Regions from separate parts of the Homo sapiens genome. Here region 2 is linked to region 1. The links are chromatin loops, found by intact Hi-C in ENCODE. Cell type or tissue: OCI-LY7. All regions are shown on one strand. Links, peaks and the distances in the headings refer to the core of each region. The heading gives the core; the rest is flanking DNA.

What was found. A loop is a pair of places that touch in the nucleus more often than their neighbours do. Peaks named below come from ENCODE experiments on the same cell type or tissue, not always from the same donor. Only the 100,000 strongest peaks of a DNase experiment are listed, where the experiment ranks them.
Region 2: it touches region 1 in a loop (7-fold over the local background); 3 of 110 quality-filtered maps call a loop at or near these places.

What each region holds. Positions count from the first base shown.
Region 1 is chr1:205,515,406-205,520,767 of GRCh38, forward strand. The region is part of intron 1 of CDK18 (cyclin dependent kinase 18); the gene reads left to right. Among named protein-coding and RNA genes, the nearest start is that of CDK18, 13 kb to the left of the region's middle. RefSeq lists enhancers at 3-703, 2,106-2,805. In OCI-LY7, for the core only: a CTCF peak has its summit at 2,350 (motif pointing left); no DNase peak of the experiment used is centred there.
Region 2 is chr1:205,439,014-205,444,375 of GRCh38, forward strand. BLACAT1 (BLACAT1 overlapping LEMD1 locus) reads right to left here. Exons shown (of 2, transcript NM_001397426.2): 2 at 1-2,049. The coding sequence starts at 2,013. The coding sequence ends at 1,912. It also overlaps a transcript of LEMD1 not described here. Among named protein-coding and RNA genes, the nearest start is that of MIR135B, 6.7 kb to the right of the region's middle. RefSeq lists enhancers at 806-1,385, 1,386-1,967, 2,369-2,488, 4,209-4,721. In OCI-LY7, for the core only: no CTCF peak of the experiment used is centred there; DNase peaks (open chromatin) are centred at 1,568, 1,908 and 2,198; H3K4me3 peaks cover 1,992 bases; H3K27ac peaks cover 2,162 bases.

The DNA.
Region 1 (5,362 bases), core at 64-5,063:
ACCTCAGGTGGTCCACCCACCTTGACCTCCCACAGTGCTGGGATTACAGACATGAGCCACCGCGCCTAGCCACTTTGAAAGATTTTAAATGGGCAAGCGACATCATCAGAAAGCAGCTGAGAAAGTTAAGTCTAGGACGCTGATGGCAGTTGGATTGGAGGCCAAGTATTATTCTCAATTAGCAGCAAGGAAACTGAGGCATGGGGTGTTTTTTCAGGTCACAGCTACTAAGTGGGGTTTCTTCCATGACACCAAACTGCAGAGAATTTTGGAGAGCAAGGCTAGACACCGTGTGTTCCTCACTGCAGGACATTTCTGATTGGAGTGAGACTCTAGGAGACAATGGCGTATTTGTCTGGAGCAAGGGCGACCCTGATCCCCACTTTGCCTCCTGAGCAGACATCCAACAGGTTTGCCCAAATTGCTCCCGGAAGGCCTTCCCCGCCTACTTCCTGCATTCCAAACAGAGGCTGTGGGAATCCTCTTGGAGCTCTGGGACTGTCCAGAGCATCTGTTTGTTGGCAGGGTGACTGCAGGCCTGGCTATCCTCATTTCTGGCCACTCTGAAGGTTTCAGGCCTGCAGCCTCTCTCATCCAGGCTGGGGCAGGGCAAGGTTGTGAGGAGGCCCCAAGGCTTCTGCTGCTGACGCCGCCACAGCTCCAGGCAGCTAAGGGGTGACTGGCTTCCCCTGAGGTTTGTCCCAGGCTCCTGGAAACTAAGGCCTCCAGCTGTGCAGAACAGGGTCAGCTGGAGGATGAAGGAAGAGATGGTATCTGCAGGCTCCCAGCAGGCACAGTTCTCCCTGGGAGGAGGGAGTGTCTCTGAGGTCCTAGCTCATGACGTCTGCAAACTTGGTCAGCCATGGCCTCTAGTTCTTTGAAATTCACCCAAGGGCCAAAGTGGCTGAGTGACCGAGGCAGGGGCAGGGACTGGGAGATAGGGTGTCATAGGGATCCTGGCTGGTGGTCAGCCTTCGTGACTGAAGGGAAGACCCTCTGGGCTTCAGAAAGTGGGCAGCCACAAGTTACGTCCCCCAACCCCTGCCCCTGGGCCCACAGAGACCAAGATTGAAAAGAAAAGCAAACAAAACAAAAAGAGGGACTTGGGGATGCATCTAACATGTGCCTGGAACACAGCAGGTGCTCCACATGTGCCTGTAAAGCAGACACATGCCTGCTGTATGCCACCAGCACCAGGCATAGAGACCAACGTGCTCCAGATGAGGGAGACAGGTGAAAAGTCACGCCCCATTGAAGGAGGGGCACCTGGTGGTCCTGGGGGTGGGGTGGAGTGAGTTCCAGGAAGCTCCTGAAGGCCCCAGAGACTTGTACAGCATGCAGGGGCAATGAAGAGGGGCAAAGCCAGAGACGAAGGGGCCCCAGATCTTGAAGGGCCTTTGGGTGCAGGCTGGGGAATCGGGGCTTTGTTCAAGAGGAAGGCAAAGAGGCTTCTTGAAGGGGTTTGCTGAGAGAAGACTCCAGTCCTGGCCCCAGGAGCTTGAGAAGTGAAGCTGACTTTCCCGCCCTCCAGTCTACAGCATCCCAGATTCCTGGGATGCTCTGTCAACCTCCTTCTCCACCTCCATGGTCTCCAGGTCAAGGTCTCTCAGGGGTCCAGCCCCAAGGCAGGTATTAGGTCTGTGGCCTGGCACAGGTTGTCCCAGCAGTCAGTGGGCTGGGAATCTGCCCTGTCTGGACACTGGGGCCCTGGGGCTGGCCTGGCCTGCTCTGTGGAGCTTTCTTTCCTCCTAAGAGAGAAGATGGGGCTTGTCTGCCAGTAGCCGGGGTTCCCTGCCTTGCACGGGCCCCACCCTGCGTGGCCCTGCAGTTGTCTAAGTAGGGGGGACCCTGCCTCCCTGGCCCTTCTCCCCCTCACATCTGCCAAGAGATGATCCTGCTCCCTGTCTCCTGGCCCTCTTCCATCCTGGGATCCAAAAGCACCTTGCAATAAGGAAGTCTGCAGGGATGTTTGATGAAGTTTATATGAGGACTCTTTTTGTCTGGGCAGTAGCTTGAGAGAGGAGAGCCAAGCTTTGCTGGACATCTTCCCTGTGCCAGTGGTGTGTTGTGTTGGCTCACCCAGCATGTTTGCTCAGATACCACTGTACGTTGAAAATGTCACCTGCCCAACATCCAACTCCTGGTCTTCCCACTGAAACCACTACTCCCAGAATGCCTTGTCTCCTCCAGTGACTGTTCTATCTCTCCACTCCGGCTGCTTGGCGAAAACCCTGCTGCAGAGTCATGCTTGACTCTTTTCTCACCCACAACATACAATCCATCTGCAGAGCTCTTTGCCTCCACCTTCAAAATATAGCCCAAATCCAGCCACTTCTCACCATCTCCACTGCCCCCCGCTGGTCCCAGCCACCATCAAGCTCTCTCCCCTGGGCCTCAGCAGCAGCCTCCTGCCCGGGCTCCCTGCTCTCCCCTTGCTCCCCTTGTCTGTTCTCAACACAGCAGCGTGTTAAAGCCTCAGTGTGATCATGTCACTCATCCGTTCAAACCCTCCTTACCCCTCGAGGCCCAACACAGCTGCTCCGCACTCCCATCCAGCATCTTCTCCAGCCACATCATTGTCCTGCAGTGAACCAGACTTACTTCTGCCTCAGGACCTTTGCCCCTGCTGTTCCCTTGTTGACCTGCTTCTCCCAGACCCTGCATGACTGACCCCCTCACCTTACACCTACTCTGGATTTCTCCTGAGATGTCACCTGCTTCTTGGGGAGGCCTTCTTGACCACCCTACTTAAACTTGCAACTGCACTTCCCACACCTTCCCTCTTCCCTGCATGAATTCCCATCATTGCACTTGTCACCATCCATCATACTGTGTATTCATTCTGTCTATTGTCCGCACCCCCCTACCCCTGTTAGAAAGTATTAGGAAAGGAATTAATGTCTGTTTCATTCATCTGTGGATTCTCAGGGTCTACAACAGTGCCTGGCATGCAGCAGGTGTTCAATAATTGTTGAATGAATGAATGGAGCCAGGGGTGAGAGGGGTTTTATCACGTCATTGCGATTCCATAGCCTGCTAGTGGTAGCACCAAAGTTTGAAACTGAGTTTGTTTGGCACGCAGTTCAGAGTAGGAGAAAACAGTCAAGCCTGGGCCACAGGGAAGGGGCAAGGGCGGGGAGGGCTCCAGGTAGGAGAAGAAAGGAGCAATATGGTCACGTTTGTGCACTTGGCAACAACCAGGAAATTGCTGCGTGATTCTGGGCAAGCCATTTCCCCTCTTGGATGTTCAGCATCTTCACTGGGCAAGGGATGGGGATGGAGGCTGTGTGAGCGTCTTCCCCTGCTAACATTCTGGGAGGCCAGCCCTGCTCACTGGGGGCACAGTGGCCTCTGGCAAGTGCTGGCTTTCTTCCCAGCCTGGCTCCTCCTTCCTCCTTCTGTGCCACCCATGGCTCTGGCACCAGCAGGAGGTTCTGGGCCGGCTGCTGTGTCCCTGGGAAGAAGCAACTGGAGCTGGCTGAGCTTTATGACTTACCTGGGCAGGGAGGTGGGAGGGGAGGTTGGCTGGGGTCTGCCTGCCCACCCTGCAGCTCCTCAGTGGGACTCTGCTCCTTCAACTTCCTCCACCCCCCACTGCCGGGCCAGTATCCCTGGACACTCATCGCCCTCTTCCCCTGGCACCAATTGCACGGGGACAGCCCCAGATGGCTCCTTGGTCTGGGGACAAAGGCTGTGCTGTGCCTGGCCCCGGGCTGGCCTCAGGCTGGTCATACTGAGCCCTTCTGTCCCCACTTGGGGGTGAGGGGTAGATAGCACTAAGGTGACAGGCCTTTTTCCTGTCTCCCTTCCCCCTCGACCCCCAAATCTGAGGAGCTGACTCTCCCAAGGGAAAAATGACAGAGGCATCTTGTGTCTTGACCTAGGGAACAACAGACTATTCACTGCCCAGTCTGCCCTGTCACACCCAAGACCCTGCTGGGTTCAATGCCCTGGTTGTCCCCAGCAGAGAGAGACATCCACTCTGCTGTGGTCACCACCCCCACCGCCTGCTCCCCTGTCACCATCAGGAAGTCCACCCTACATCTGACCTCCATCCTTCCATCAGGAAGTCCATCCTACATCTGACCTCCATCCTTCCATCAGGAAATCCATCCTACATCTGACCCCCATCCCTTCTGCTGCTGTGACAGCCACTTCCTCTCAGGCTCCTGTCCTGCGGGTGGAGAACAGCTGGTCCCCATCGCCTGCACTGCTTGGCCCCACATTCCTGCTCCAGTCAGCTGCCTCTGGCCTCACCCTTCCTCCAGCTCCCAGCCCCACTGTCCTCCCCACCCCAGGCACAGGCTGGTGGCTCCTTGCTCCTCACTGAACCTTAGGGAGAGCAGGTGTGACTCAGGGCTGAATCTCTTTTGTCTTGCAGAAATGGGGGGCCTCCTTCCCGGAGGCTTTTAATGAGCTCCCCTCCCCTCACCCTACAAGCAAGAGCAAGGGTGTGAGATTTATGGTTGCTACTTGTAGATTCCTGAGCCGCAAATCCAACATGCCATCCCATAAATCCCAGACTGCAGGACGGTTTTATGGGGAAGCCCTGTTTTTAGAAAGGGGTGTGGCTGGTCTCCCTCCTGGCAGAGCTCAGACCTCAGGGAGCCAAGTGCCTGCCTCTCCCCACCCCCAGAGAACAACCATGACAAAGCACGGGGACATTGGGGACATCAGTTGGTGTGGTGGAGATGCACTGGCTTCCAGGACAGAGAGACTTCCTCTCCTGTGGGGGGCCTCCTGCTTCCCTTCCCTGCTCTGAGGATCCCCCGTCTCAGCACAGGAGGGTGGCCTGGAAGCCTGGGCAGATAATTGTCCCTGACCTGGACCTTAGATGTTTTCCTGGTCACCGCTCCAGGTGTACATCATTGGAGATGTTTTTTCAAATGCATTTTCCCAGGCACCATTCTCAGAACCTCAGTTCCAGAATCTCAGGGTGAGACCTAGGAATCTGAATTTTTTTACAATGCTCCCTGGTGATTCTGATGTTCAGCTATCTTTGAAAATAATTGGCTGAGTGCTGTGGCTCATGCCTGTAATCCCAGCACTTTGGGAGGCCGAGGAGGGGCAGATCACTTGAGGTCAGGAGTTCGAGACCAGCCTGGCCAACATGGCGAAATCCTGTCTCTACTGAAAACACAAAAATTAGCCGGGTGTGGTGGCGCGGGCCTGTAATCCCAGCTACTCAGGAGGCTGAGGCATGAGAATCGCTTGAGCCCGGAAGGTGGAGGTTGCAGTGAGCCAAGATCACGCCACTGCACTCCAGCTTGGGTGATAGAGCACGACTCTATCTCAAAAAAAAAAAAAAGAAAAAAGGAAAAAAGAAAATAATTGATCTTTACAAGGAGCCATCTCCACTCTC
Region 2 (5,362 bases), core at 98-5,097, 76 kb before region 1:
TCTCCGGGGATACAATTTCATCCTCTGCCACAGAAGTGACTTTTCTAGGATTGCAGCCTCGCAGGTGACCGCTAGGGAAACACATGCCCTCCAGGAGGCTCTCTGGCCTCTGTATCAAGGTAACTTTTTCTGCCCATCTCTTTGCCTCACCCAAGGCCTCTACTATCCAAGAGGACAAAGAACCAGGGAGTTTTTCTTCTGTCCTTTGTGACCCCACTGGCCTTTATTGCTGAATCTTGCTGTTCCCTTGAGGGAAGGACTTCTGTTTATAATTCTTTGGATATAAAAGGAAATAACAGATTGTAGAAGGTGGGGGCTAGGAGGTAGGGGCAAAGGAAGGGGTTGGAGGATGGGAGGAGGAACTCAAGCTGTGCTCAAGCCTCATAAAGACAACCTGAATCCCACCCAATCTGCCCAAAGCCCAGGAAAGGCCCCTGAGTGTGGGCATGAGCTGGGCAGGCAGAGGCTGCCAGCATAGAATGTGCCCTTGCTTCTCCCAGGTTTTGGGCGAACCAGCCGAGGAAGACTTTTGCCCTCCCTAGTTGCCCAGAGAGGCCCACATTCCAAGGAAAGGGGAGCCCTGACTCTCCTATCTTGGGGCCTTGCCCTCTCTACCCAGGTCACCTGTTTACCTGTCAGAAGGGCTATTCTGTCCCTGGGGAGCTAGAGGGGGTCTGACTTTGCTCCTTGGCTGAGCTGCTCCCTGATGAGGGAGAACAGGCTTACAGAATCTGCCTGAAGCATCTCTGCTGCTGGCATTCGTCTCTGCCTGTCTTCTAGCCCCGGAGAACTCCAGGATTAAAGACAAAAGGCTAAGTTATACCAAAATGAAGGGAGAGAGGAAGGAAGGAAGAAGGAAAGAGGGAAGGAAATGCTTTTTTCTTTTGCTTCCTACCTCCTGGAAATGGGCTGGGGGTAAGGGCAGAGGCTGAAGCTGGAAGGTTGGCGGGGGTGGGGGATGAGGGAAAAAGTCGAGGAAGGTCCTAGAGGTCCCCCCACCCTAAGAGTTTCCACTGAAGGCACCACATATGAACGCAGTCCCCTCTATGGCTTCTGAGGAGAGAAGAAAAAGGCAGGGGAGACAGGAGAATCAAGGGAGGGCACGGCTCAGTCCAGGAAAGGGGTCCCTCAGTCTGGCCACGGCAAGACAGTCCCTGAGGAGGGGAGTCAGGGCCTGGGGAACAGGCCTCCCCACATCTGTGATGCTGGCAAGGAGGCACAGGCATCATGAACACGGGTGGGTCAGGGCCGGGGCTGGAGGAAACACTGCTTTCTGGAGAGCAAGAACAGAGGGAGCCACGGAGCCACTGGCCACCTCTGCCTTCCTCCTCACTGGGCTGGCCACCTCAGGCCTGGCCCCACCTGGCCCAGGAGGATGCTGGCAGGGGGCTGGAAAAGGATTCTTGCCCCAGGTCCTGGAATCCCAGGAGAGTCTCACACTTCCGCCCTGGAGGCCTTCTCCAGGGTCAGGGCTGCTGGAAGTTCTCTGCTAGAGCAGCCAGTTTCCCATTTAGCAACAGCTCTCCTAGCCCAAGGCGGCACATGCCTCATGCGGTTACCCTGAGAAGAGTCCCCCGAAGCTCTCAGGGCAGGAAAGAAGTTTCACTCCTTGGCCTCCCTGGGGCTTCTCAGTCTCTGGAAGGCATGCGGCAGGTCCTGGGGTTCCCCCTTGTGTGGCTGGGGCCTCTCTCCAAGGAGGTCTGAGAATTGGAAGCTAATGGGTGTGGGCATGAGGAGGATGAGAGGCACACAGGAGGCTGATGCCCTCGGGTGAGAGTCAGGCTGAGAAGAGCACTGGCTAAATCAAGACTTAAGATACACACACGGCTTCCTGCTCCAAGCCCCAGCCAGAAGCAGGCACCATCAGGCCTGGGACCTGCTGGGGGCTTGATGGAGGGGCCCTGGTTCTGATCACACCGCCGTCTCCCGCTCTCTGTGAACTTCCTCCTTCTTCCTCTTCATTTTGCAGAAGCCGTGGAGACCACAGAAGCAGGCGAAAGTGAACTGGGGCATGCCCTACGCCAGGCTGGGGGAACACTCACCAGAGATCTGCAGGGAAAGGCAGGGGAGGGAGAGGGGGCAGGAGAAAGGCAGGAAGAGAGAAGCAAGCTGGGGTTAATGCTCCCAGAACCCTCTGGGTCTGGCCCAGTCATTGCCACTCCCTGAGGCGGCCCGCTAGGTCTCTCACACCGGCTGGGGGAGGAGTCAAGCCTCTAAACAACAGCTCTTTGAAACCTCAGTGTTTCCTGATCTGTGTGGAGCTGATGTCATTCCTCACATTGGAGACAGGGTGAGTCCAAGGGAGGAAAGAGAATGCCCAGCTGCTGCCTCCTTTTTTCCCCTCCCACCCGCTCTGCCCCACCTCATCACCATATACCTGTGGTTGGGGAACAGGAAGCAAGCTGGCTTAAAATAGCCTCCGGCTTGTGCCACCTTACACCAGGTTCTAGCTGGGGGCTTCCACTCGCTTCTGCAGGTTGCACACACGACAGGCCCTCCTCCATCCAAATGCGGACCCCTTCATCCAGTGTAGCTTTACTTTGACACCTGGGACCGAGTCAGATTCCTCCCTTCCTTAACAACCCCAAGTTGTCTGACACCCTAGGAAAGCCTATAGGGAGCAATTATACCCTTCCTTTGACTGCTCAGGGCAATGCAAATCCCATCCTCACCATGCAGAGAAGAGACAGCAAAGAGGGTTCTTTTAGCCAACAGGCTCTTTTATTTAGCACCTATGCTGGGCAAAGGGTTGAGAGGTAGATACAAAAGGGTAAAGACATGGTTTCTTCCCTGGCACATAAGTCTGAGGTAGAGGCTGAGGCTGGATCTGCCCCAGCTGGACACGCTGTCCCCCACCTCTGGCTGACCCGGCCCTCAGCAGGAGCCAGGGGCCGCTCTGGTATCTGTTGCAGTCTGGCTGGGGAAGAGAGGGAGCTTCAGGAGCTCAGCTTCAGTCTGCAAGAGTATCCCTTTCTCCAAAGGCTCATTTAGGTTTCCCTAGCCTTAACCACCTGCAGATTTTTCCAGTTCACCTCTCTGCCCTTCCTCTGCCCCTGGGCCTATGGAAAGGGAGCAGAAGTGCACTCAAGCCACTCAAGCGGAGAAGCTGAGAACAAAGGAAGGAAAGCGCCCTGCGTGGAGGTCAGGCCGGGGCCTGGTCTGAATCACTCCTCTCTCCAGGAAGAACATGGGGGCAAGCAGGTGAGTGAAGCCCAAGTGCTGCGGGGAAGGAGGGAGGCACAGGGCTATGCGGAAGGGGTTTGGAATAGGGAAGCATGAGGCGCCTCCCTTCTCCAGCCCCTCAAGCAATAGAGATTGCATAGGATGTCCTGGGTTACCCCAGCAAGGCACATGTGCAAAGTGGTTTCACTGCCTTTGAGGAATGTGGCATGGCCCAGATGGTGGCTCTCTGGACAGTTCCACTGGTCTGGACAACCTTGCCCTTTTGGAAAAACTTCCTTCGTGTTTCTCCAGACAGAGCCAAGGCCCACACCAAGCACAGTGCCCGGTGGATCCAAGTCCTGTCAAGATTCTCCCCTCCCTCAGCCTCTCAGCGTCCCGGTAATACAGCTAATAGCTGTAATTAATAGGTGCAATGCATTTCCACTGGCCAGCTGGATGGGCAGGAGGCCCAGCTTGAGTCAGCATGGGTAGGTAGGCTGGTTATTTAATAACCCGATTTCCAGCATCATTTACACACCCACTCTGGTGGAGTATATATAGTTAGCAGAGAGCAACCTCCAGGATATATATAGAGCCAAGACACAACTACTATATTTCTAGATCTATCCCCTGCAGCTATCTCTGGATCCCTCCTGTGACAAACCTAGAGAGAGACGGGGATCCAATCTGGGACTTAGGTGGCCTGGGTTCTATTCCTGGCTCTGATGCTAACATGCTGTGTCATCCTAAGCAAGTGGCTACATCTCTCTGGGCCTTCATTACCTCATTTCAGTGTACCAGGAGATTAGGCAAGATTTAACACTAAGACCCCAAACCTAAGGGGCTGGAATCCTAACTTGATCCGGAAGGAGGGAGGGAGGGCAGGTGGATTCCCGTGTAATCAGTTATTGTCACACGTGCACTTCTCTTGCTGGGGATATAAGTCAAGGGTATGATCAACAAAGCAGTCCCATGATTATTGAAAAATACATGGGGAGAAATTGACAGGCACAACAAGGCTAATCTGGGAAGGAACTCCCAACTAAAACAAGCCAGGCAGGTAGCAGCCCCACAAACAGGTCAAGGTGCAGCTCAGGGTCTCTGGCCCCAGAGTGCATCGATCCCCTTTCCTTTTCACCCCACTTCCTTTTCAATGACTGTTCTTTCTTAAAAACAGCAGAATATACCCCCTTAAATGACCCGTTCCTCCCCAGGGTCCTTTGGGGAATTTAAGAAAATCCTGGCTTTTTTTGCTCAGCTTGTCACTGTAGGGAAGGATGGGGAGTGAGGTCACAGGAACCAGAACCTACACATCAGAGGAAAGGAGAGCTAATGAAGCTGGCCAGGAGCTGGGCTAGGGGCTGTAGCCTGGCTCCCGAGAGGTGTTCGAGGGCTGGCTGCCTCAGTGGGATTCCTGGGTCCTTGTATCTAAGAGTAGAAAGTATCATAAACAGGGCCTGGTTATTCTGCTCAGATCTTTGCTCTAAAGTGCTCTGGTTATCCTTCCTCTTCTCTAACAGGGTCTCTAAAAGGGTCCTCACTGTAAGGTGCACAACTCCATGCCCCGGAGGCTGCCTGGGCTCTGTCTGCAGCATGCAGATTGCCGGGCCAGCCCCTGAAGTGGGGGGACATGGGGCAGAGAATTCCAACCCATTTCCGTATCCCTGCCCGCTGTGAACCCCACTCCTCCCTCAGAGTCCCCAGCAGCAGGTACCTGGGGAGTCCCTCTGCCAGGCTGTGGTCTCTGCTCCTCTCTGCTTTGCTCGAGCAGGAGTCCTGTCGACTCTCTTCCCTGACTTTACCCCTTCACCCTTGGCAGAGGGCTCCAGTACCAGCTGGAGGCTCCCTGAAGTCAGGTCCCCTTGCTGCGTCTATTTGAGGGGGAGGAGTCTGGACTAGCACCTGGGTCCACTCCCCACTCATCAGAGCTCATCATGGGAACTCCCCTCCCATCCTCCCCCTCCTTTTCCATGCCCATAGTCCAGGAGGGACTAAGGAATGGAAAAACAGCCCCCAGAAAAACAGAAGCCCAGAATAGGATGGAGAGGCAGGGTGGACACTGGACAAACCTCCTGCTACCACACAGTTGGCTGCATCTGACTGCAAGCTGTTGGCCCTGGCTTCTTCCCCATCCTCCTCTCTGGCTTTTTCCCAGCTCAGGTCCAAGATGGTTTACGGTCTGGGGGCACAGACGATGCCC